Regions from separate parts of the Homo sapiens genome. Here region 1 is linked to region 2. The links are chromatin loops, found by intact Hi-C in ENCODE. Cell type or tissue: ovary. All regions are shown on one strand. Each heading gives the region's core, and the rest is flanking DNA. Links, peaks and the distances in the headings are about the cores only. Region 1 overlaps NR2C2 (nuclear receptor subfamily 2 group C member 2). Region 2 overlaps NR2C2 (nuclear receptor subfamily 2 group C member 2).

Region 1 (11,845 bases), core at 2,077-10,076, 96 kb after region 2:
ACAGTGTTTCCAACTTCTAAATTCTTGTTTGGATTTAATTATATCATTTTATAATTCTTGCCTTGGCAGCAAATTTTGGAGAGTAGTGGGAGTGGCCATTATAAAATGATGGAAAGGATTTAATTTTGCCAGCTTAAAGTAATTTTTACTTTTCTAACCCTGATGTGTTTTCAGTTTCAAAATTAAGACAAAAAACCAGCTGAGACAATGGAATTAGGGCAGGTTTGTTTCATTTCTGCTTGTGAAGGCTTTTAGTAGCAGGCATCCTGCAGCTCAGTGGTGCCTCTAACACAGATTGTTGCCTGCCTTCCGTCGTTTTGATCCTTGAGAGTGACCATGAGGGCCATGTTGCAGTTCCCTGGGAATACAAGCATAACAGCTTTCAGATCCCAGTTCTTGGTGTTGGTGAAAAGGTCTCCACCAGCCCCTCCTCTCATTCCCAGGTCATTCAGTGGCAGCCAGTAGGCTGCTTAGACTCAGGCTGGATAAGGAAGTGTTGGGCTGTGGTGAAACAACCTTGCAGAAAACGTGATTTTGCTTGGAAAGGTGCTGATTCTAACCTGGTCCTGCTCTTTAAGTCCCCTTGCTGGTGATGGCTGATTCCAGGGACTGTTTTGGGCTTTGAACACCTCTTGGTTGGTTTCTGAGATCCTCTTGGCCTTACTTTGAAGTGGCCTTTTCTTTAAGGATCATGTCCACGTAACCTGTATTCTTGCTGCTTTAACTCATTTCAAGCCTCTGACTGCAGGTCCATTTCATCTCCTGTCAGGTTGGTTAAGTAAAGTCAGCCCAAAGTCAAGAATTACTTAAAGAGATGCAAACCAAATATTTGGGCTCCAACTTTCACAGGGCTTATAGCCCTTATTAGCAGTTTGTGAAACTTTGGGTTTCATGAAGTGAGACCTGTCCTCTGGCTACTGAACTCCATGGAGCCACGTTCATGCTCCCTCTTCTACTGGCCTGGCTGCTCCTCCCTCAATGAGGAGAGGCAGCTGGCTCAGAGAGGTGGGACAGACACATGCTGTCATCAGTTAAGTGAGCTCTTTTCCAGAAGTATCTCAGATAATGTTGGGTTAAGACAGATAGATGTTGAAAATGGTGGAGATCATTACACATTAGCATAAAACAGGACAGGAAGAGATTTTTTGAAAGACCAAATTAGTTGAGCAAGTAATACTTTTCAAGTTACTCCTGGAAGGTGTTTTTAAGGAAGTGTGTTACCTACCATACTCTCCTAATTTGACATTTCTGTGTCCTGAGGAGTTACATTTATTGTCTAACCCTTGCCATAAGGCTGTGGTTTGAGGTTCTTTTGCTGTTCTGGGCTTTATATTTAATTTCAGGTGTAGTCACTTCTAAGATGTGTAATTGCCCTCAAGAGGGACTGATTTTTAGCTTGTCATTGTCAGTATTGAATGTGGACTCTTCTGAGGCAGTTAGGACACCAGCCATGGTGTTAACAGTGGATGCGTTAGGCTCCTTAATCTCAAGGCAATATCCACGCTACACACATACTTATTAGCTGTCTTACTTGTTTGGGGGATAGTTACGGCAAGGAGCAAAAAATTCTAAGGACTCTAGCTGTTTCTAGTGCTTTTACTTTCATAGTCCTTTGAGGACATTTCCTGCAGAGCACTCTTGCTCACAGCCCGCCCTCTGCAGGGCTTCCAGCCCCTGGCCGCAATCAGCAGTTCATGCCACATGTGTACATCCATGTTCTGGGACCTGATCTCATTGGAGTCCAGAAGCTTGTTGCCCACTTTCCAGTGTAAATGACTTTATGTGCAATGGGGTCATAGGTAACATTTTAACTCTTTTCTTAGTCCAGGTCATAGGAAGTCTCATCATCTGACAGCCACTTTTCTCCCAGGGAAGGCGGTGCCCACTGGGCCCTGGGAATGCCTGAGCCAGCAGAGCAGATGCCCCACGTGCTTCCTTTATCCAGCTTCCATTCTCTCAGTTATGAGGCTCTTTGAAAATGTCTTAACTTTGATGTAAATTTTTAAAGCCAACCCCTCATCAAGACAGGGTTGGTTTGGGTCTTTTGTACACAGGGTCTGGACCTTCTCATTGTGTGCCTCCCACCAGCGTGCACTTCGTATGTCCAGCCCTGGGTCCCTTCAGCAGCATTGTGCGTGTACAGGTTTCTAGGCTGTAAGACTGAATGAATGTACATGTGTTTATATCCTCTCCATATGTACAGTGTATATAGTGTGTGTATGTGTACATAGATGTATATTATGTATACAGACATGTATCCAAACTTTCCTTTAAAGAGAGTTTTTCATAAAGTTGCTAATGTAAACTGATATGGGTGTTCCAAGGTCCCTCGGCAGGGAAGATTTGCTGGTGATTTTCTTCACTCCATTTTCCTTTGGGTGAGCCTGCCTGGGAAGGGCCATGAAGTCAGAATCTCCACTCTGCAAAAGGAAGAATTCCAGGCAGAAGAGGTTCTGACAGGGTGACATTTCCGTATATTCTCTAGGTTCGGACAAGAGCCAGGAAGCTGGAAGACAGTTTATCTTAATATCCAAAACTAAGTGGGAATTTTTAACCTTTTCATGCACCTATTCATGGCCCTACCTGGAAGGAACTTGGCAGTTGGGTTGAGCCATCAGCCTTCCCAGCTATTCAGCTCTGTTGAGTAGCCCAGAGACAGGCGTCACGGTCAGAGATTCAGAACGGTCTGTGTCAGTGAGGCCTGACTCCCAAAGATGGTAGCAATTTCCCAGGCTTGCGCTGTGCTCAGTCAGCAAGATGTGGGGCACTGTCCTATGACTGAATAAATAGTAATTCCCATCTTTCTATCGCCAGTTAAAAATAAACAACCTACCAAGTATTATTCTTTAAAACTAAGCATGGATGTTGATGGCTAACTTCTGCGGCATATAAGCTACAGATCTCAAGTTACTTCTCTAACTGTAAGCATGTAAATGACTTTAACTCCTTTCTATAAGTTATGATTTTAAATTTTCAGATAAGAATTGCATTTTAATATGGATATGTGTGCCCTTAAAAGCTACAGATACCAAATTTTCCTCGTCCAGGTCTACTCGGACGAATTTTCCCCCTTAATCTGGCCTTAAACTGAGACTCGGCCCTTGAGAGCCAGGGCCTGGCCCAGCAGTAGTTGCTCATAGACCTGGGAAGCAGGGGCCTGCTGGAAGGAATCACTAGATTGCTGCAAAAACTCACATAATCCACAGTTTCCTCTTTTTCTTTTTAAAATAAGTTATCAAAATGTTTTAAAAACACTTTATGAGACCATAGTACTCAGTGCCTTTTGTGAGACAGTGGGTCATTTAGCCTTCAGCTTCCCTGTTTTTGATGTAGAGAAAGCTTCTATTTCACTGGCCTCATCCCACAAGATTGTGCGACCTTTCCCCGTCATAGCCTGTCGTGACAATCACGCTATTGAAAGTGGCTTTCTAGTTAAAATGCAATTGGAAACTTGACAGTCTCTAAATGAATTAAAAGTTTCCTTTGGGGCTATTTAGCTTAACAGCAGTCTACAAATAATTAAAGTGTGAGCTTAAGAAAAGTATCTTTGCGGGGAGAAAAATGTCAGATATTTTTAATGCCCAGCTATAAATAATTTTGGTGTCTTGATATTTATACATGCAAAATAGAAAAAAAATGTTCAACATTTATTGATTGATAGACTGTTAAAATTTAATGTTTGGAATAACATTTGGAAGTAGTAGACTTTGCATTAAAAAATGGCTTTTCTTTAGGAAAGTATAATCAATTATTTTAATGACCATAGCATTCATGGACTCAAATGCTGCTGCCACACACAACTCAAGTGCTGGAATATTTTTCTACAGTCTCTCTGTTCTACGGATTATCTTGTAAACCAGTGTTCAACTAGTTTTATAACTGAAAAGCTGCACATTTTTCACAGTACAAGCCGTAGTTTTTACCTGTAGTTTGGACTTCTCTGTTAGAATGTAACTGCATTACCAGCCCTTTTAAAGGCATCTATCTATCAAAGGAAAATTTGGGTGTTAGATTTTCTTGGGACCGTTTCTGTAACCTTTGCCCTTCACAATATAGAAAATATTGGTTTTGCCATTACATTTTAATGCCAGGTTTAAAACCTGTTGAAAGCTGCAGCTTTATACAGCTTTCTTCTCCCTGTGAAATCACTTTGTTTATGTGATGGCATTTAAAAAATAGCATGTTCTTTTTAAACTGAATTTTATATCTAATCAATGTCTTCAGTCTTGAAGAAGAATTTGCATTGTTGTGTTTGTATATAGAGTATTGCAGTGCATGAATTAGCTTTATGCATTTTATTAAATGCTGTTTCAATGTGGCATTATTGTTGTGGCTTAATACTACTACCTAAATGAGGTTTATACTATTAAAAGTGAATTAAAGACTAACATGCATCCTGCTCTTCATTTTTCTTCATGATAGTAGTAATGCCTGGCCCCCAAACAATGCAGCGCTCTCTTGTGTTATGGACATGAAGCATCCTGGTGGTCCTGTCTCTACAGCTCTCTGGCTCCTACCTTAGCCTTAGCGGCCAAGAGGGATTGGGCCCTCTGTGGTCCACTGGACTTATTAATACCTTTAGTGGGAAACCCTGGCAGGACAGTCTTTACATCCACCCAGCAAGGCAGCTCCTTGGTGTGGAGGTAGGGAAGCCACACACATGTTTCTGGAGCAGAGCACAGTTAGGCTGCTGGAACATTCAGATGCCATTACAGACAGGCCTTAAATTGGCAAGCTTATTCTCTAAGGATACGTGCTATCAAGGGCAAAAACAAGCTCCAAAAGTTTCAGAAGTTAGAACATATTCATTATGTCATCTGACCTCTCATGTTCCAGGTGAAAATTCTGAGGTCCAAAGTCTGATGCATGACAGAACTCACTGGCAGGCAGATAGGGCCTCACTCCGTCACCCAGGCTGGAATGCAGTGGTACAGTCATGGCTCACTCCAGCCTCAACCTCCTGGGCTCAAGTGATCCTCCTGCCTCAGCCTCCTGAGTAACTGGGACCACAGCAGATGATACAGGTTTAGATGGTGCTGCCAGGTAGTGCCTCAAAGAGAAGAAAAGTGGTCACTTCAGAATAAGGCTGTGAACACTGCTTGTGCAAGTAAAATTAAGAACATGTTATCAATTATAAAATCCTCACATTTTCTCTAATTAATTTTCTCCCATTTCTGTATATTTTAAACCCATCTTTCATCACTACTAAACAAAATAGGGAAAGACAAAGGTTTAAAGAGAAACTATCCAGGATCAAGTAGCCTACAGGGAACAAAAAAAGAAAATAATGTTTATTTCCACAAATTATCTGCTGCCTGTGAAGCTGGCCACACAGGCAGTAACTGCACCACAGGACTGCTGCTGTCTCCACACGTCCTTTCAGGGTCTGGGCTGTCCACCTCACTGCCCATTGCTCCTGTGTCAAGCCTGAACTCAAACCCTAGTTATCTGTCCCATTAGGGACCAGACATTTATTCTGTCTAGAGAATGGTCACCACTCCTTTTGGTTCAGGACATTCCTGCTGGTTAGCAGCCTCTTTGGGCCCTAGAGGGAAGGAATACTCTCATAAGGCTTTGTGTGTCACTAGCTATGGAGACCTACACTGCAGATGAAAGCCAAAAGGAACTAGGTGCTTTCTGAAGAGCCCTTGCAGCCAAGTAGAACGCCCAGGCAGGTGGTATCAAGGTCAAGACTTCAGTCAGTTGGGTGGGGAACTGAAACCAGCAGACATGGGAGGGCTCTCTGTGGAGGAGAGCTTTTTCCACCCAGCCAAAATGCTGATAGCAGAGAGACAAGATGCTAGATTTCAATTAAACACTCCCTTTGTAAGTCTGTCACTCAAGGAACACCTGTCCATTATACATCAGTCTCTGCCCACCTTCCCCTCCCACCCCCGACAAGCCATCACCCCAAACCCAGATCTGGTACAGAATCAAACTTGAGCATCAAATGTAAAAGATCCAAATCTGCTCAATTTAATGTGATAATCTCCAACAGTTAATGAAACACATCGTAGTATGACATCATTTCACCAGCCAGCTACTTCATGTGGCAGAAAAGGTAACCTTTTCCCCATTTTACAGACAAAACCAGTTACAGACCTGGAAAGCTTTTAGGACTTGACCAAGGCCCCAGCAGGTAGAGGAATGAAAACTTCAGTCCTGCTCTGTCAAGCACCACTGTCCTTTTTTAATTCTTTTAACCACTGCCTTCCTGTCTCAGATAAAGTCAGGTCTCCTTGGCTGAGTTTCTAGGGGTCCGTGGTCCAACTGGTCCTTCACTTTATAATTAAACTTATTTAAAAAATTTTTTTTCTTGAGACAGTCTTGCTCTGTGGCCCAGGCTGGAGTGCAGTAGCGCACGATCATGATTCACTGCAGCCTTGATCTCGCAGGCTCGAGATCCTCCCACCTCAGCTTCCCAAATAGCTGGGACTACAGACGCGAAACACCACACCCATCTAATTTTTGTACTTTTTGTAGAGACAAGGTCTTGCCATGTTGCCCAGGCTGGTCTCGAACTCCTGGGCTCAACTATCCGCCCACATCAGCCTCCCAAAGTGCTGGGATTACAGGCATGAGCCACCACACCCAGCCTAGCTAAACCTATTCTTAAGGTGACCCTAGAAGGCTCTGCTGTCTTCTGGAGGCTGAAACCTCCACTTTAGCATAACTAAAGTGACAGTAACATCAGTGTCCTATGAGGAAAGAACAAGGAAGGTGCTCAGTAATGCAGCACTCCCTCCTCCAGAGCTTGGTAAGCAGGGCCTGAGGGAGCCAGCAGAGCCAGCTATAGACACCATCCCCCCAGCAGGGCCCCAATGTCTCCACTAGGTGGTGTCTCCTCATTTCCTCCATGGCCTACAAACCTCCCTGCTAATGCACACAGTGGCTGGGCCATGGGTTGGCAGTGGCTGACTGGTCAGCAGGTACGTGCCTGAGTGAGGCTGGCCTGTCAGCCACTGGGGCTCCTCCATCTCTGGCCCATGGCTAGGCCCCCCAGCAGGCAAGGGTAATCAACTGTACTTAAAAAAGTGAGCACTGCACGAAGGGTTGCCTTTGGATTTCTGAAAAATACCCCCAAGGAACTGAACGGAGGGGTGTACACACTGCCAACCACAGACAGTGCTAGCCAGACTCAACCACAGCAGCCCTTATGTTCTCCAGAGTAGAGCCCAGAGGAAGATTCAAAGCCAGCGGAGACCAGTAAAGGGTCGCAGGACCAAAACAGGTGTCAACAGGCTGTGGCCTTAACCTCTCAGGCCCAAAGCCTTTCTGCTACACAGGCCTTCCTCTTCACTAGGACCAGATACACGCCAAGCTGCTATTAGGAAGCGTTTTATTGACCAGCAGAGCAGGGATATTCATTTAGCAGCTCAGCTTCAGACCCTCCTCTCCCACATCCTTTTACACAGGTGTGTAAAGTCCTTTTAATGCAAAAGGATTTCCAGAGTCTCCAGGGACAGAACCAGGGGCTTCCCTGGGCCAAAGTAATCCCATTCCAATCTCCCCACTGGTCAGACACCATCACCCCAGCCCACAGTGACCGTGGGCCTTAGTCCTGGGCATCGGCTTTCAGAGCGGCTTTGTACTTCCCCCTCATCTCCTTGGGTAATGGCACCAGGCTGGGGCAGGGCACCTGCCCTTCCACTTCACAGATGCACTCCCGCAGGCAGTACTTTCGAGGGCCGAAGTTGGCTGGGTGAGAAAGCTGCTTTTTCTCCTCCTCCTCTTCCCTGAGGGTTTCCCTGCCAAAGAGCACAGACGGCAACCAAGCATTGGCAACTTTGAGTGGCAGGCACAGGGCAGTTTCTCAGCCGAGACAACCCCACCATCCACCAGGGACACCTGGATCTCCTGCCTTCTAACCTGATCCTCACTGTCAAAGCCTATCGCTGTCTCCCTGCTGGCCCCTGAGGAGAGCGCTGAAAGAAGGCCTGCTGTTGTCCCCTCACACCACAGCAGCAAGCCTACACAGTGCGGTCAGCCTATCTGCTGCCACAGGTGGAGCCCACAGCTCTCACATGCAATCACAAGATAAAGGAGCCTGAAAAGGCCTCTGTGTGGTTTCTCAAAGACAGACTTTTTCAGCTTCCGTCCCTTTCTGTCTCCTCTCATTCATGGAAAGAAAGACCTGTCACCAGGAGCCCTAGGGCTAGATGTCTGCTAGCTCCAAGCTGAGATTCCCAGGAGAGATGGGTTAGCAGCTGCACAGGGCCACAAGTCAGCTGCATTTCAGCTTCCCGTCCCCCGCAAGAGGGAGAGAGGTACTTCTCACACTGTACAGCCAAGGGAGATAAAGCTTACAGAGGTTTAATGATTTGGTAAAGAGCAACATCAGAAAGAACTGATTCTACAGCCCCAGCTCTTATTAGTGTCTGGCGTTCACTGTCAGAGAATCTTACCTCTCAACACCCTTCCCACACACCCCTTTCTTCCTCAAATTCTCTGGGCTGAGAAGTTTGTTCCTTCCAGGTCAAACCAAACAACTCACTCATTCTTCCCCAAGATTTTTCTGATGTGCTCCATGATCTCCTTATTGCTCTTGGTCTCCACATCCACCAGGACCTGCTCCCCAGAATCTGGAAACGGAAAGCACGGGGCAGAAGAGAAACAGAACTCACAGCGCACTCAGCCTCAAAAAGTTGTAATTTGGGACTTGCTTTTAGTGGCAGAAACATTTTAATAATAAAATAGATATACTTGTTTACATAATCTGTAATACTACCCTTCCTTTTTCCATTTTTCTTTAGACCTGAGCAAGCATAAACTTTAGATATGTAAAAAAACATGCCATTTTAATAGAAAGACATTCCATGTTCATGGATAGAAAGACCCAATATTCTTAAGACGGCAATTCTCCCCAGACTGATCTACAGATTAAATCAATCCCTATCAAAATCCCAAGCGGTGTTTCTGTAGAAACTTAGAAATTAAGCCTAAAATTCATATGGAAATGCAAAGGACCCAAAAGAGCCAAAACAATTCTAAAAAACGAGAAAATGGGAGAACGTTTACTTTCCAATTTCAAATTTACAATAAATTGAAATTACTATAATCAAGACAGTGTGGTACTAGTATAAGAATATGGCCGGGCGCGGTGGCTCAAACCTGTAATTCCAGCACTTTGGGAGGCTGAGGCAGGTGGATCATGAGGTCAGGAGTTCAAGACCAGCCTGGCCAACATAGTGAAACCCCATCTCTACTAAAAATACAAAAAATTAGCTGGGAGGCAGAACTGCTTGAACCCAGGAGGCAGAGGTTGCAGTGAGTGGAGATAGCACCACTGCACTCCAGTCTGGGCAACAGTGTGAGACTTTGTCTCGAAAAAAAAAAAGAATAGACACACACTGTAATGGAACAAAACTGAGTCCAGAAATAAACCCTTATTTGTAAGGTCAATTGCTTTTCAGCAAAGATACCAAGATAATTCAATGAAGAAAGATAATCGTTTCAACAAATGGCGCTGGGATAACTGGCTATCTATATGCTAAATAGGTGAATTTAGACTTTTACCCACAACATTAAAATTTTAAAAATTAAAACTCCAGGAGGCTGAGGCAGGAGAACAGCTTGAACCCTGGAGGCAGAGGTTGCAGTGAGCTGAGATCGTGCTACTGCACTCTAGCCTGGGCAACAGAGCGAGACTCAACCTCAAAAAAAAAATTAAAACTCAAAATGGATTTGAGACCTAAATGTAAGCACTCAAACTTAAAACTTCTAGAGGAGAACACAGGAGAAAATTGTCATGACCTTACCTAGGCAAGTATATTTTGGAGATGACATTAAAAAACATAATCCATAAAAGAAAAAAAACTCTATAAATTGAAAAATCAAAATTAAAAACTTTTACAGTTCAGGAGTCACCATAACCCACAGTCTGGGAGAAAATATTTATAATGCATATATCTGATAAAGGACTTATATCCAGAATATATAAAAAACTCACAACTCAATAAGACAATCCAACTAATAAAATGGGCAAAATATCTGAATATATTAGTTCATTCTCTCACATTGCTATAAAGAAATACCTGAGACTGAGTAATTTATAGAGAAAAGAGGCTTAATTGGCTCATAGTTCTGCAGGATGTACAGGAAGCACAGCAGCTTCTGCTTCTGGGGAGGCCTCAGGAAGCTTCCAATCATGGCAGAAGGCAAAGGGGGAGCAAGGAGTCTCACATGGTGGAAGCAGGAGCAAGAAAGAGAAGGGGGAGGTGCCACACACTTTTAAACAGCCAGATCGCAAGAGAACTCACTACCACAGACCACAGTACCAAAGCGGATGGTGCTAAACCATTCATGAGAAACCGCCCCCACGGTGACTAGGACTCGTACTCCCATGGAGCAGGCCCATCACACCCTACCTCAATATTGGGAATTATAACTGAACATGAGATTTGGGTGGGGACACAGACCCAAACCACATCAATGAATAAACATTTAACTAAATTTTTGTAAAGAGCTAATAATAAGCATACGAAATGATGAGATCTCAATGAGTCACTAGGAAAATGCAACTTAAACCACAACAAGATATGCAAATGGCTAAAATTTTAAAAGCACAGACAATACCAAGTGCTAGTGAGGATGCGGAGTAACAGGAACTCTCATAGGTCGCTAGTAGAAATGCAAAATATTACTGCCACATTAGCCAGTGAGTTAAGACAAAACACAAAAGATTGGAAAAGAAGTATAACTGTCTTTATTTGCAGATGACATTATTACAGTGCGTGTAGAAAATCCTAAGGAATCTAGAAAATAAAAACTACTGGAAATAAGTGAATTTAGGATAGAAAGCACCTGCACTCAACCTCGGCAACAGTGAGACTCCGTCTTTTAAAAAAAAATTTTTTAAATGATAAACTGAATTAATCAAAATTGAAATTTCTGCTCTTCAAAAGACACCACTAAGAAAATGAAAAGCAGGCCACAGAGAAAACAGTCACAAGACATTATCTCCAACAAAGGAAATGCACCCAGAACACATAAAGAACTCGACAAGAAAGCAGCCCGTTTTTTTTTTTTTTTAATGGAAAAGCTTCAGGCCGGACGCAGTGGCTCATGCCTGTAATCCCAGCACTTTGGGAGGCCGAGGCGGGCGGATCACGAGGTCAGGAGATCGAGACCATCCTGGCTAACACCGTGAAACCCCGTCTCTACTAAAAATACAAAAAATTAGCCAGGCGTGGTGTGGCGGGTGCCTGTAGTCCCAGCTACTCGGGAGGCTGAGGCAGGAGAATGGCGTGAACCCAGGAGGTGGAGCTTGCAGTGAGCCGAGATCACGCCACTGCACTCCAGCCTGGGCGACAGAGCGAGACTCTGTCTCAAAAAAAAAAAAGATTCAAACAGACTGTTTACAAAATAAATATCTGAGTGGCCAATAAGCACAGGAAAAGATACTTGGGGGAAATGCATATTACAACTCCAATGAGATATACACCCAATGGGATGGCCAAAATTTAAAAGACAATTTGGTGGGCAGAATAATGGTCCCCAGAGATGTCCACATCCTAACCCCCAGAACCTTACACAGCAAAAGGGACTCTGCAGATGTGATTCGAGTTAAGGGCCTTGAGTTGGGGAGAGGATCCTGGATCATCCAGTGGGCCCAGGTTAACCCCATGGGTCCTTACAACTGCAGCACCTGACCAGGCTGTGGTCAGAGGGAGGTGGAAGGATGGAGGGACAGCCGCATATGCAAGGTTGCTGGCTTTGAAGATGGTAGAATAAGGCCACAAGCCAAAAAATGTGGACAGGCCCTAGAGTCTAGGAAATGCAAGGACATGGGTTCACCTCAAGCCTCCAGAAAGGAGGGCTCTGCTGACACTGGTTCCAGCCCATG
Region 2 (11,845 bases), core at 2,240-10,239:
GGGGCGCGAGGGGCGCGGCCGGGTGGAGAGGCCGGCGCCTGGTCTTGGGTCAGCAGGTGGGCTGCTTCCCTCCGCCTGGAACGCGTCTCGAATGAGTACTGAGGAACAATAGTAATAAAGGTGATGAAGCATTTCGAGTCCACGATGCGCTCTCGTGGGAAGAGGTTTTCGGAACCAGGACACTTTTCAGGGCTCCTGCTCGTTATTTCGCAGCGGCCTTGGCGAATCCCCTAATGAGGCTCAATTTTATCGACTGTAAATGGGGGGCATGCGCATTCTTGCCAGGCCGGACCTCCCTTCTGAGCATTGTTTGTGGGGCTCTACTCAGAAAATGGAGGCAACGCTACTTTGCGAGCTTCAGAGTCACTTGAAAATGGTGTTATTGTTAAAAATGGGATTACAGCCACCAGGAGAGGCAAGCGTTAAGGGTATTTGGGGTTTGAGAGAGCACAATTCGGGAGTGATTCTCTTCTCATTCGTTCGCTGAATACATGTTGACTTAGTTTTTTAGGCACTGGGGACACATCTGGAGAACCAGCTGTACAAGACCCCTGCCCTCACTAGAGTTGGGGGCTGGGGGGTGAATAGACAAATAATTCCAGAGAGTCATAAGTTCTGTGAAAGAAAAGAAGCCAAATGACCTGCTGAAGAAGACCTGAGGCGTTAATTTAGATGGAATGGTCAGGGTGGCCTCTCTGAGTAAGTGATGTTTGAACAGAGGAACCCAAGGGAGGAATGGCATTCCAGACAGGACATCCCGTGTAACGGCCCTGGAGGAAGAGCATTTGATGTGATCGAGAACTGGCTGCTTGTGGCTGGAGAGTTGGTTGGAACTAGTAATTGTCCATTATCCCACTTTGTTTCCAAGCCAAAGGCTGTGAAATATAGCAACGGTAGTGAGGAACAAATCTTCAATGTAATAAGAAAGTCGAGGAAAATACAGCCTTCATATGAATTACTGATGAATACATGACTTGGGAGGAGGGCCTCAGAAACTCACTTTACTTCCAGATTCAAATCCTTCGTCAGCCTCTTATATACATTTTCAGTTCATCAAGTATTTCCTGAGTGCTACGAATACTCCAGGCACTATGTGCTAGGCTGGGAATACAAAAAAGTAAGACACTGGTCCTCAAACATGTGAATATGATTTATTTATTTATTTATTTATTTTTTGAGACCAAGGTCTCACTCTGTCGCCCAGGCTGGAGTTGAATATAATTCTCTGTGTGTGAGTTCTCTCTTTCTCTCTCTCGAGATAGAGATATTTATACACATACATACACAGACATAAAATGTTTTAGTGTTGTGGTTAGCAACTCCCCAACTTTTACTAGCAGTGTGATTTTGTGTAAGCTACCTTTCCTAGCCTCACTGTCCTCATCTGGACAATAATAGAGCCTTCCTTCCTGAACTGAAGATTAGATGAGTTAATGTAAATAATAGAGCTTAGAAAAGTGCCTGACATGTAGCAAATACTGTGTAAATAGAGTTATTGTTGTCATTATGAACTACTGGTATAGACATTGGACTAATTAAGTGATATAAATAATGAAATTTTTATGCAGTGTGGTGTAGGGGCAAAAACAATAGATTCGAACACCGAGATTCTAGTTTTGGCTCTGTGCTTGCAGCTAGTTACATGGCATCCAGGACAAAAGTTTGGAAAACAAAATAATGGAACTAAATAGTACTAACCAAAGTATAGGGTGCTTTATGATTTACAGAACTCTCTTACAGGCAGTATGTTGTTCAGGCGCCACTAGAACCCACGTAATGGCAGAGGCTTCCTGTTCCATGTTTAAAAACCTTTCCAAGGCTTTTCATTATTTTCTTATCTGTGGTACCCCTAGCTTCCTGTGCTCTAGACACACTGGCCTACCTTCAACTTCCTTGACCAGTGTAGCTTACAGTGTAAGCTTACCCCCCACCCCCACCCTACCTCAGATATTGGCTCAAGCATCACTTCTTCAGGGAAGTCCTAATTCCCATTGCCAGTCTAAATCAGATTCTTTTTATTCTTTTCTTTATAATCTTTATCTCACTTTATAATTACACACTCTATTATGTGATTATTTGATTAATGTCTGTCCTTACCACACTGTAAGCTGTGAGAGCAGGAATACATTTTGTTTACCATTACTTATCCAGCACTTAGAAGAGTGCCTGGCACTATTTGTTGAATGAATTGTTGATAATTTATGATGTCACTGATAACTAAGTTGCTGTACATTGATGGATACCTTTTGTGTGAGCCTCTTTGGCAATTCAGATAGCACTGCCAGCAATAATAAGCCTGTTACGGTATTTGGTTGAATTTAGCAAGTGATTTCTGACAGATATGCCACTTTCTGGAGACATAAATATGGATAAAATGACCCATTTCAATAGTTTTTCCCACTCATTTTTTTATGATTGAATTACAAGTTTAAGTGCATGAAAGTTAATAAGTTCATATGTGAAGAAATAAATAGCCCAAACATAACTTATGTTATTTACTTTAGCTGAAGAAACGAAGCACTAAGCTACCATGATTTTCTTGAAATCAAATATTCTGATTTTTGTCTCACCATCACAGGGGATTGGAGAGAAGGAACAAGCCTCCAGTGGGTTCACAGGGAATTGGGAGTTGAAAGTCTCTGTAGCCATTAATTCGGGATATTTATCTTTCTAAAGATAAATTGATTCATTTAATGAAATTATTGAAAATCACCTTTTAATTGCTTTACCAAGGTTAAAAGCAAATTTTGTTAAGTATACATCAAGTTTCTACTCGAAAGTGTGGTAAATAAAACATTTGTATTAACTTATTTTATATTGTAAAACTTTTAAAATAAGATATTGTTATGGTATTTTAAAAATAATAATAGTTTAACTGTTTATTTTTGGGTTTTTTTTTCTGTCTTGCTCAAAGATTTTTGGTATCACTTGTTCAATTCCTTAAGCTAATTACTCAGGGTAACCAAAGAACTGCTAGTTTAGTAAAACAGCTATATGTTGTCTTACATCGTTAAGTTATTTATTGCTTTCAGTAGTTGTATTCACAGTGACTTTTAAGTTTTGTTTCGTGATCATTCTTTTATAGAAAATCCCTGTGCGTAACAACCTCCTCACTTTATGAGGATGGCTGGAAGTTTTTTTTGTGTGTTTTTTTTTGTTTTTGGGAGTCTCGCTCTGTCACCCAGGCTGGAGTGCAGTGGTGCGATCTCGGCTCACTGCAAGCTCTGCCTCCTGGGTTCACGCCATTCTTCTGCCTCCGCCTCCCCAGTGGCTGGGACTACAGGTGCCCGCCACCACGCCTGGCTAATTTTTGGATTTTTAGTAGAGACGGTGTTTCACCATGTTAGCCAGGATGGTCTCAAACTCCTGACCTCGTGATCCGCCTGCCTCGGCCTCCCAAAGTGCTGGGATTACAGGTGTGAGCCACTGCGCCCAGCAACTGGGAAGTTTTTAGCATCTGTCTCCAAGGAGTAACATGGCAAGGGCAGTGCAGTGACAGAGCTTGGGCTATGAAGGCAGAAAGGCCTGGCTTCAGAACCTGGAGTTGGTAGCCTCTCTGAGGCTTATAATTCCCCATTTGTCAAACAGGGAGGTGGGAGCCAGCATTGAGATTGGGGCCAGGGATAGCGGATACTTGTTGTCTGAATGACTTTGAGAACAAGGGAGGTGAGTCTTTGTGGAGCAGCCCTGTCTTCAGCCGTGGCACTGAGCCACTGGTCTGTGTCTAGCTGCCTGAGTGTCTCCACATATCGAGGGCCCTCCGTTGGGATTTTTATTGTTGAGTTCTCTTACCTATAAGCCATACGCTCCTTTAGTCCCAAACCATCTCCTGTACAAGTATCATCTTAAAAAATACCACACGGGGGGAGTCCGTGAAGGAATCTTAGAATCTCAGAATTGGAAGTGGTCTAGACCCCAAGTCCAGCCTTGATGTAAGGATCCCCTGCTAGATTTTCGTTTACCTCTTTTTACTTTATTGCTAATTATGAGGGCCTTAAATGATGCCTTTTTTCTTCCCTGTGTGATCATCATCTTTAACTTAATGGATACATTTGTGCTCCTGTTACACATTGTAAAAGATATGTTCTTCCTTATTCGTTGGAGGTTTGCTTGCCTTCAACTTAATATGCCAGAGGCTGAGATTCTCTGTCATTCTCTCCCATCCTGCCACTCTTTCCCCATATCCCACTATTGCTACCCGAGGTAGCAGTCCTACTCCCCTTGCTCACTTCAGGTCCTGAGTGCTAGAGAGTAAAGCAGCAGGAGCTCTATACCAAAAGGAAGAACTGCCCAAGAACAACAGCTCAACTAGCACAGCTCAACAATGATGAGGAGTGGGAATGACTAGAGGGATGAAAGCCAGATCAGGGCATTGGCGTAGGCATTTGTTAAAGGTACAATAAATGCAGATGCAGACCCCTGGTACCTGGAAGTCTTAGAATAGAAGGATGGGAGGTGAATTGTTAAGGACAGAAAGGGAATAGGCTAGCTCAGACACTTAACTGTTTTTTCTGTGTTACCCTTGGACTCCAGTTGGCCTGTAATGATGAAAGTCAGCCTCAGAGGCAAGTGTGATTTTTTAGGGGCAATAAAAAGTACCTCCTTCACTGTAATAAGAGGCCTGAAGTCCTTTAATAGGAGGTGAAACTTTCTATTCCATAATTATTAACAGTTACCTCAAAGATTCTAATCCCTGAAATGTTAACATGTAGATGGAGAGGAATTTCATTCCAAGTGCCCAAGTGTAAAAGAATATTTCCCCCCTGTTTGCGTTAGTGAGAGGTGTGAGAAAAGGTCTTGGGGCCTGGAAAATGGGGTGACTGCTGCTGAAAAGTGAAGAGAAATGAGAGGCTGGTAGGGCTAGACTCAAGCCTGAAGGCTTCCTGGTTTTACAGGGAGCTGCTTTATTTACCTTTGTTGTTCATATGTTGATAAAAGCTATGCAGGGGAAAAAGTTTCCTACCTGACTGCCCACCCATGTTCCTTAAAAAGAAAGATTCACGTATGGCCAGGCGTGGTGGCTCACCCCTGTAATCCCAGCACTTTGGGAGGCCAAGGCAGGCGGATCATGAGGTCAGGAGTTCAAGACCAGCCTGGCCAACATAGTGAAACCCCATCTCTACTAACAATACAAAAAATTAGCTGGGCGTGGTGGCAGGCGCCTGTAATCCCAGCTACTCGGGAGGCTGAGGCAGGAGAATCACTTGAACCCGGGAGGTGGAGGCTGCAGTGAACCAAGATCACGCCACTGCACTCCAGCCTGGGCGACAGTGCGAGACTTCATCTCAAAAAAAAAAAAAAAAACAACTGAGGCTGGATGGCTCTTGAGAAGTTACACAATACTAGCGGGCTTCATGCTGCATTTCCCCCAGTGTATTTGTTGTATAGTGAATCTGATTAGGTATTATTTCTAGAACATTTTGGATATGTCATTTGTACCACACTCGTTCTTGTCCCCTGTCCCACCACTATGGTGTCTGTAATGATGCATCTTTTTATTAGGTTGATAAGATGACTAACCCTGGAATTGAAAAATCATTTTTTAATTGATTGCTTTACCAAGACTAAAAGCAGATGTCACAAAGTATATATCAGCTTTTAACTGGAAAGGCTAATAATTAGACTGTGTTGTTGACTTATTTAATATAATACAGATTTTTAAAAATAAAATAAATTTATAATATGTCTTTTCTAAAGAAATAAACAATGTACTTTCTCGAGAATAAAAATTAAAAATAGATAAAAGTAAAACAGTTAATTTTTAAAAATAGTAAAATTTTCAAACGAAGAAAAGAAAGCAGTACATCAAAAGGCATGTGTGAAAATGTTCATAGGAGCACTAATCATAAGGACTCCAAACTAGAAACAATCTAAGTGTTCATCAGCTATAGAATGGAGAAATAAATTGGGCATAGTCGTACATTAGAATACTGTACGACAGTGAAAATGGATTCACTTCTCATGGTTATTACAAAAATAATGTTGGGCAAAAGAAGCCAGACATACCAAAAAGTGTATTATAAACAGTGCAATAATATTATAAAGTAATGCCAGTAGTATAAAAGTCAGGAGAGGGAAGAGAAGTTATTGACTATGGGAAGGGGTGTGAGAGGGACTTTTGGGGGTATTGGTAATGTCTTGTTTTCTGATCTGAGTGGCATTTACATGTGTGTTCTGTGTGTTCAGTTAGTGAAAATTCATCAAACTGTTCATTTACGATTTGTGCCTTTTTTTGTTTTTTGAGATGGAGTCTCCCTCTGCCGCCCAGGCCGGAGTGCAGTGGTACGATCTTGGTTCACTGCAATCTCCGCCTCCCAGGTTCAAAGGATTCTCGTGCCACAGCCTCCCGAGTAGCTGGGACTACAGGCGTGTGCCACCATGCCCAGCTAATTTTTTGTATTTTAGTAGAGACAGGTTTTCACCATGTTGCCCAGGCTGGTCTTGAACTCCTGAGCTCAGGCAGTCCAGCCATCCCGGCCTCCTAAAGTGCTAGGATTACAGGCAGGAGCCACCGAGCCTGGCTGGTTTGTGCCCTTTTGTATCTGCGTGTTGTAGTTAAGTAAAAAGTTTTACTTAGTAAAATTGTTCTCACTATTTTAATTAATGTGATTATTGTGTAGGTTAAGTTTTAAGGGAAGAATGTGTTCAAAGTTCTAAAAGAACTGCCATGGTACTACCTGGGTGGAGCAGCCTCAGAAATTTCTGTTAGCAATACTGAAACATAAGTCACATATTACGACTTAGTGGTTGTGTATATCAGTTATTAAATGATCTAGCTTATTGATGTAAGCAATTTTTGTTCCCTTAGATAATTCTTTCCTGTCACTTTTTTTTTTCATTCTCTCCTTGACTTCCTTTTTTCTGGGAAATTATTTTGAAGGGCACTGTGATCTAGAGGGAATGTTGCGATTTTAGAGTCAAAGAGGCCTCAGTTGGAATCCTAGCTCCATCGCTTAGTAGCTGGATGATTTGAAACGAGTTACAAGTGCTGAGTCTCAGTTTTTTCCATCTTCATTGGTGAGCTAATATTACATACTCAGAAGGTATGCTAAGGATTAAATCATGCCTAGTTTGATTTAAAGCACATTGTGGATGTCAAGAGAATTTATCCTGCTTTCCTTCCATCCATCTACCCTGGCTCTTACTGATAGATATGAAGAAAGTCCACATCACCCTTACACTTGGGCTCTTGGTAGGATAAGAAAAAATCATCCACAGTATGTAGTGACTTTTTTAGGGGAGGTGTCAACACAGAAAATTGTAGAACTGCTCTGATACTATAAATATGTAAGAACTTCATTTATGTGAAAGCCACTTCTCTTCCCTACTAGTCACTCACCCAGCCTTGCTACTTCTACCATATACATATCATTGCTGCACTTTTTTACAGTTGCTTTGAATATGGAAGAAACAACTTTCCTATGGAGGGTCACAATGGAAAGGAAATTACCTGACCCTAAAGCTAAGTAAACTTGGAGTCTAAATAAATAATTGGCTTTCCATTGACAGGAAGTATACCTAAACTTAACCTTAGAGGCATCCCAGTGAGTATCTTTTCTGTTGATGAACATTTGTATTACACTAAACCTGCCACTTGAATTTCATTTTCTACTTTCAAGTCTTGATCTATGATTGCAAGTTTCAAGCTATGTATTTCTTATTTTTTATCCTCTCTCAGGCTATCTAAATCCTTCCATTTTAATTTTCCCATGAATATGAACAGACTTCTAACAATCAGAATAATTAGACTTATACTGAATGCCTTGTACCTATCAAGAGTTCTATGCCCAGTAGTATTTTGCAAGTAGTTATTAGGTATTGGTTTATTTTTAAATATTTGTAAGATTTTGTCCTAATTTAGCCCCATTGTTTTGCCCAGTTGTACAGTTTAACAGGGCGAATTACAAATGCTTTGTGTGGGTGTTTGTTTTTTTATTATTTATTTATTTTTTGAGACAAGAGTTTTACTTTTGTTGCCCAGGCTGGAGTGCAGTGGCTCAATCTCAGCTCACTGCAACCTCTGCCTCCTAGGTTCAAGCCATTCTCCTGCCTCAGCCTCAAACAGCTGGAATTACAGGCATATGCCACCATGCCTGGCTGATTTTGTATTTTTAGTAGAGATAGGGTTTCTCCATGTTGGTCAGGCTGGTCTCGAACTCCTGACCTCAGGTGATCCGCCTGCCTTGGCCTCCCAGAGTGCTGGGATTACAGGCATGAGCCACCGCCCCGGCTGTGTGTGTGTTTACACTACTTCCATGTGTATATAGTTAAATTTCATGTGAGCCTTATGTGAAAATCAGACCTATTCCTAATCATAATACACATTTTACAGTTTGAGTTACTTTCAGATTTCTTTGAGAAAGCAAAAGTGGCACCATCACCTTTCACCAATGATAGCTACCATGTGTTGCATTTCTATGTCCCAAGCACAACGTATACACATTTAAGATCAAATCTTCACTATAACCTCATATGGTCAGTATCTGAGAGATGAGCTTAGTGCCTGAGCCTCAGAACCCAATATAGTTGTTTAGCTAAGGAAATACCAAGACAGTAGATACTTTGCATGTTATATTTATAAGCCATGTAACACATAAATATGGATGATTTGAATCAGTTGATTGTGGAGGGAAAGGCAGCCTCACTCATTCCTATTAATGAAGGCAGCGTCTCCTTGTCCCAGGACTTGTTCATTGTTATCTGAAACTGGAGATTCAGGTGTTTCCAGAGCCCAGCTTTTCACTGCAGTGAAGTCTGTGCCCTACTTCACTAAAGAAACTCTGGTTGCAAGGTTTAGTTAGCTATCACTTTGTGAGCCTGGAAGAGCTAATTCAAAGTCATTGTTCTGTTCTCTGCTTCTTTGTTGTTGGTGGGGTGATATTGATCCACTTGGATTTGAAAGAATTTCTTATAAAACCTGTCACATAAGGCCAACCAAGTATGATTTACTACTATCATTCTATGGTCTGTATTACAATTTTTTATTTTTTTAGAGATAAGGTCTCACGATGTTGCCCAGGCTGGATATGAAATAGTTTTTATATACTGTGCCCTGTTGTCATTTGTGTGCTATCGAGGAAAAACACACTACTTTAAGAATCTGCCTTCATCTCTAGACTTTACTATTGCTACCACTTCCTAACTGGCCTCCCATCTACAGTCTCTGTCTTTTCTATCATTTCCACACTGCAGTCTAAATTTTTTTTTTTAAGATCCAGATTTGAGTGCATCATTTTTCTGCCAAACTCCTGATAATTCTCTGTTGTCTACAGTGTCAGCCTCTCTCCTTCCCTGGTCTCTGTAATAATTCCACACCACATTGCCATTCCTCAAATATGCCACTCTTCCTCATACCTGCCAGTTTTGTATGAGCTGTCCTCTCTGCTTAGAACTCTCTTGTCATCCATCTGTCTTTCCTTGCTACATTTCCATTCTTCCTTCAAGACCTAGTTTAAATAATTCCTCTCCTGTAACGTTTTCATTGGTTCTCACAGGCAGAGAGCAATGTGTCTTCCCCTGGGACACTCATAGCATTTGCTTTGCATAGATACTTCAGTTTCCTTCATAAGTTCATCAAGGACAAGGACTGTTTATTCTCCTCTTTCTCCTCCTTGTTGTTGTTAATTCTCAGCAGTCAGTTCATTGCCTAGTTCATAGCAGTTACTTAATAAGAACTGATGGAGGTGGTTGGACTTGATTAGTAAAATCACCAGAGGAAGATCTTCTGTAGCACTTTTTTTTTTTAACTTAAGGTACTCAGTATTATACTTCTTTTGGCAGCTAATCAGGTTCTTTCCCCTAAACATTATTGTGGGGGTGGGGGGCAATCTTTGAAGGTTAACAAGCTGAATGGGTGAAGTACTAGCCTTTAGGACTCAGGTTTCTGTACCAAGAGCGAGTTTAGTGTTCTGTCCACAGTGGTTGTTAATATAATGCCTTGTGTATAGTAACCACTTAGTGTTAGTTGCTGCTATTAGTGTTATGCTTGGCTCCACCAGCCAAGAAGGTTGTTTTTAAAAGCTTTATTTCTTTTCTATACTTTGTAGTATCAAAACAATAGGATTTTTTTGTTGTTGTTGTTCCAGATTGGTTGGGTGCTGCGGCTAATGCCTGTAATCCCAGCACTTTGGAAGGCTGAGGCAGGCAGATCTCGAGGTCAGGAGATCCAGACCATCCTGGCCAACATGGTGAAACCCCGTCTCTACTAAAAATACAAAAATTAGCTGGGCATGGTGGCGCATGCCTGTAATCCCAGCTACTGGGGAGGCTGAGGCAGGAGAATCGCTTGAACCAGGGAGTCGGAGGTTGCAGTGAGCCGAGATCGTGCCACTGCACTCCAGCCTGGCGACAGAGCAAGACTCCGTCTCAAAAAATATATATATATAAAATTGTGCTAGTGAAGATAGTTTTTCAAACTACATCTAGACACAACCCACTGTTCCTTGGAGCCTCTTATTCTAGTGGGACATCTCCTAATTGATAACCATTTTCTGGTGGTACTTTTTCAAAGATGTATGACCTTCTCACTGTGTGATCTTTCTGTCTCTAGGACCGCCTATGGCTGCGGTAGCAGTGAGAGAAGCTCTCAGGTGAGAGTCTTATACCCTGATGTTACCTTTTTTGTCTGGGTGCATTTTGGTTAAATGTCCACGCTGCCCCACTTCCTTACATTACTTGAAGATTCTGTTTTACTTCTTACATTGTGATATCCTGGAAGAAAAAGCCTTTGTCTTCCTTTTTTATATGAGAATAGGCTATATGGTTTGTGACTTATTTTCAAAAGTAATAGAAAATATTTTTTGAAACTACTTCTCTCCTCCTCTGACTGGATTTAAGTCTTTATTGAAAGCACTTGCTTTAACATAGTTTCTCTTTCAATTTCTCTCTCACTCTTAGTCTCATTTTTTTGTCTCTGCTTGTTTTTCCAGAAGGTGCACATTCCTCCTTGTTCATTTTTAAGCAGCTTCCAAAGCTGCTGTTGATGATGCCTGATGCTGCTTTGAAGGCAGAAAACCAACAGTGAGATCAAGAATTGTAAGAATTCAAGTGTATAAAGAAAGGTTGCTGCTCAATTCAAGTGTATAAAGAGAGGCGTTTAAGATGATCCAGGAAGTTGGTGTGGGAGAACAAGGTGGGGGGCACTTGTCCTATCAGAGAGCAAGACTTACGCTAACACTGCAGTAAAAAGATAGTGGTGGTGACCAAGAGAAAGACACAGAGAACTTAGTGGAATAGAATAGAGAACCTACAGTTATATCCACATATATAGGAAAAACAGATATGGCAGAGATGGCATTTCAGATCAGTGGGGAAAAGGATAGATTTTCCCCATATAGATAATCCATTTTCCAGAACTATTTCTTGAATAGAAAATGGTAAATGGATTATCTACATGGGAAAAAAATTAGTTGGATCCTTACTTCTCATCAGATTCAAGAATCAATTTGCAGATGGATTGAGGAGTTACATATGAGGGGAAAACTGGAACATTTCTAAGAAAATATTTACAGTTACATTCCTGGGATAGGACAGGATTTTCATAAATGAAAGTACAAACTGTAAAAGAAAATAGGGATAAATTTAGCCTTATTAAATTTAAGGACTTCTGTTCATCAAAAGACACCTTAAAGAAAGTAAACAGATGAACCACAGAGTGGGTGAAGATATTTATAACTTATCAACAAAAAATTAATGTCCAGAATACTTAGCTTTTCTAAACTTAAACAGATTTACTGCTGCTTCTCTGTGACTTCATATCTGTAGTCACCTGTTGTTAGATTTATCTTGGGATCCCCAGCCCTACCTGAAGTTGATTGATCCTGCAAATTTAAAGTGAATTATTACA

What was found. Peaks named below come from ENCODE experiments on the same cell type or tissue, not always from the same donor. Only the 100,000 strongest peaks of a DNase experiment are listed, where the experiment ranks them.
Region 1: it touches region 2 in a loop (2.2-fold over the local background); 43 of 110 quality-filtered maps call a loop at or near these places.

The regions. Positions count from the first base shown.
Region 1 is chr3:15,044,886-15,056,730 of GRCh38, forward strand. NR2C2 (nuclear receptor subfamily 2 group C member 2) reads left to right here. Exons shown (of 14, transcript NM_001291694.2): 14 at 1-4,388. MRPS25 (mitochondrial ribosomal protein S25) reads right to left here. Exons shown (of 4, transcript NM_022497.5): 3 at 8,495-8,582; 4 at 3,627-7,748. The coding sequence ends at 7,556. Among named protein-coding and RNA genes, the nearest start is that of MRPS25, 15 kb to the right of the region's middle. RefSeq lists an enhancer at 5,548-5,627. In ovary, for the core only: no CTCF peak of the experiment used is centred there; a DNase peak (open chromatin) is centred at 6,837.
Region 2 is chr3:14,948,608-14,960,452 of GRCh38, forward strand. The region is part of intron 1 of NR2C2 (nuclear receptor subfamily 2 group C member 2); the gene reads left to right. Among named protein-coding and RNA genes, the nearest start is that of FGD5-AS1, 6.1 kb to the left of the region's middle. RefSeq lists enhancers at 1-192, 193-880, 10,784-10,923 and a silencer at 1-38. In ovary, for the core only: no CTCF peak of the experiment used is centred there; no DNase peak of the experiment used is centred there; H3K27ac peaks cover 119 bases.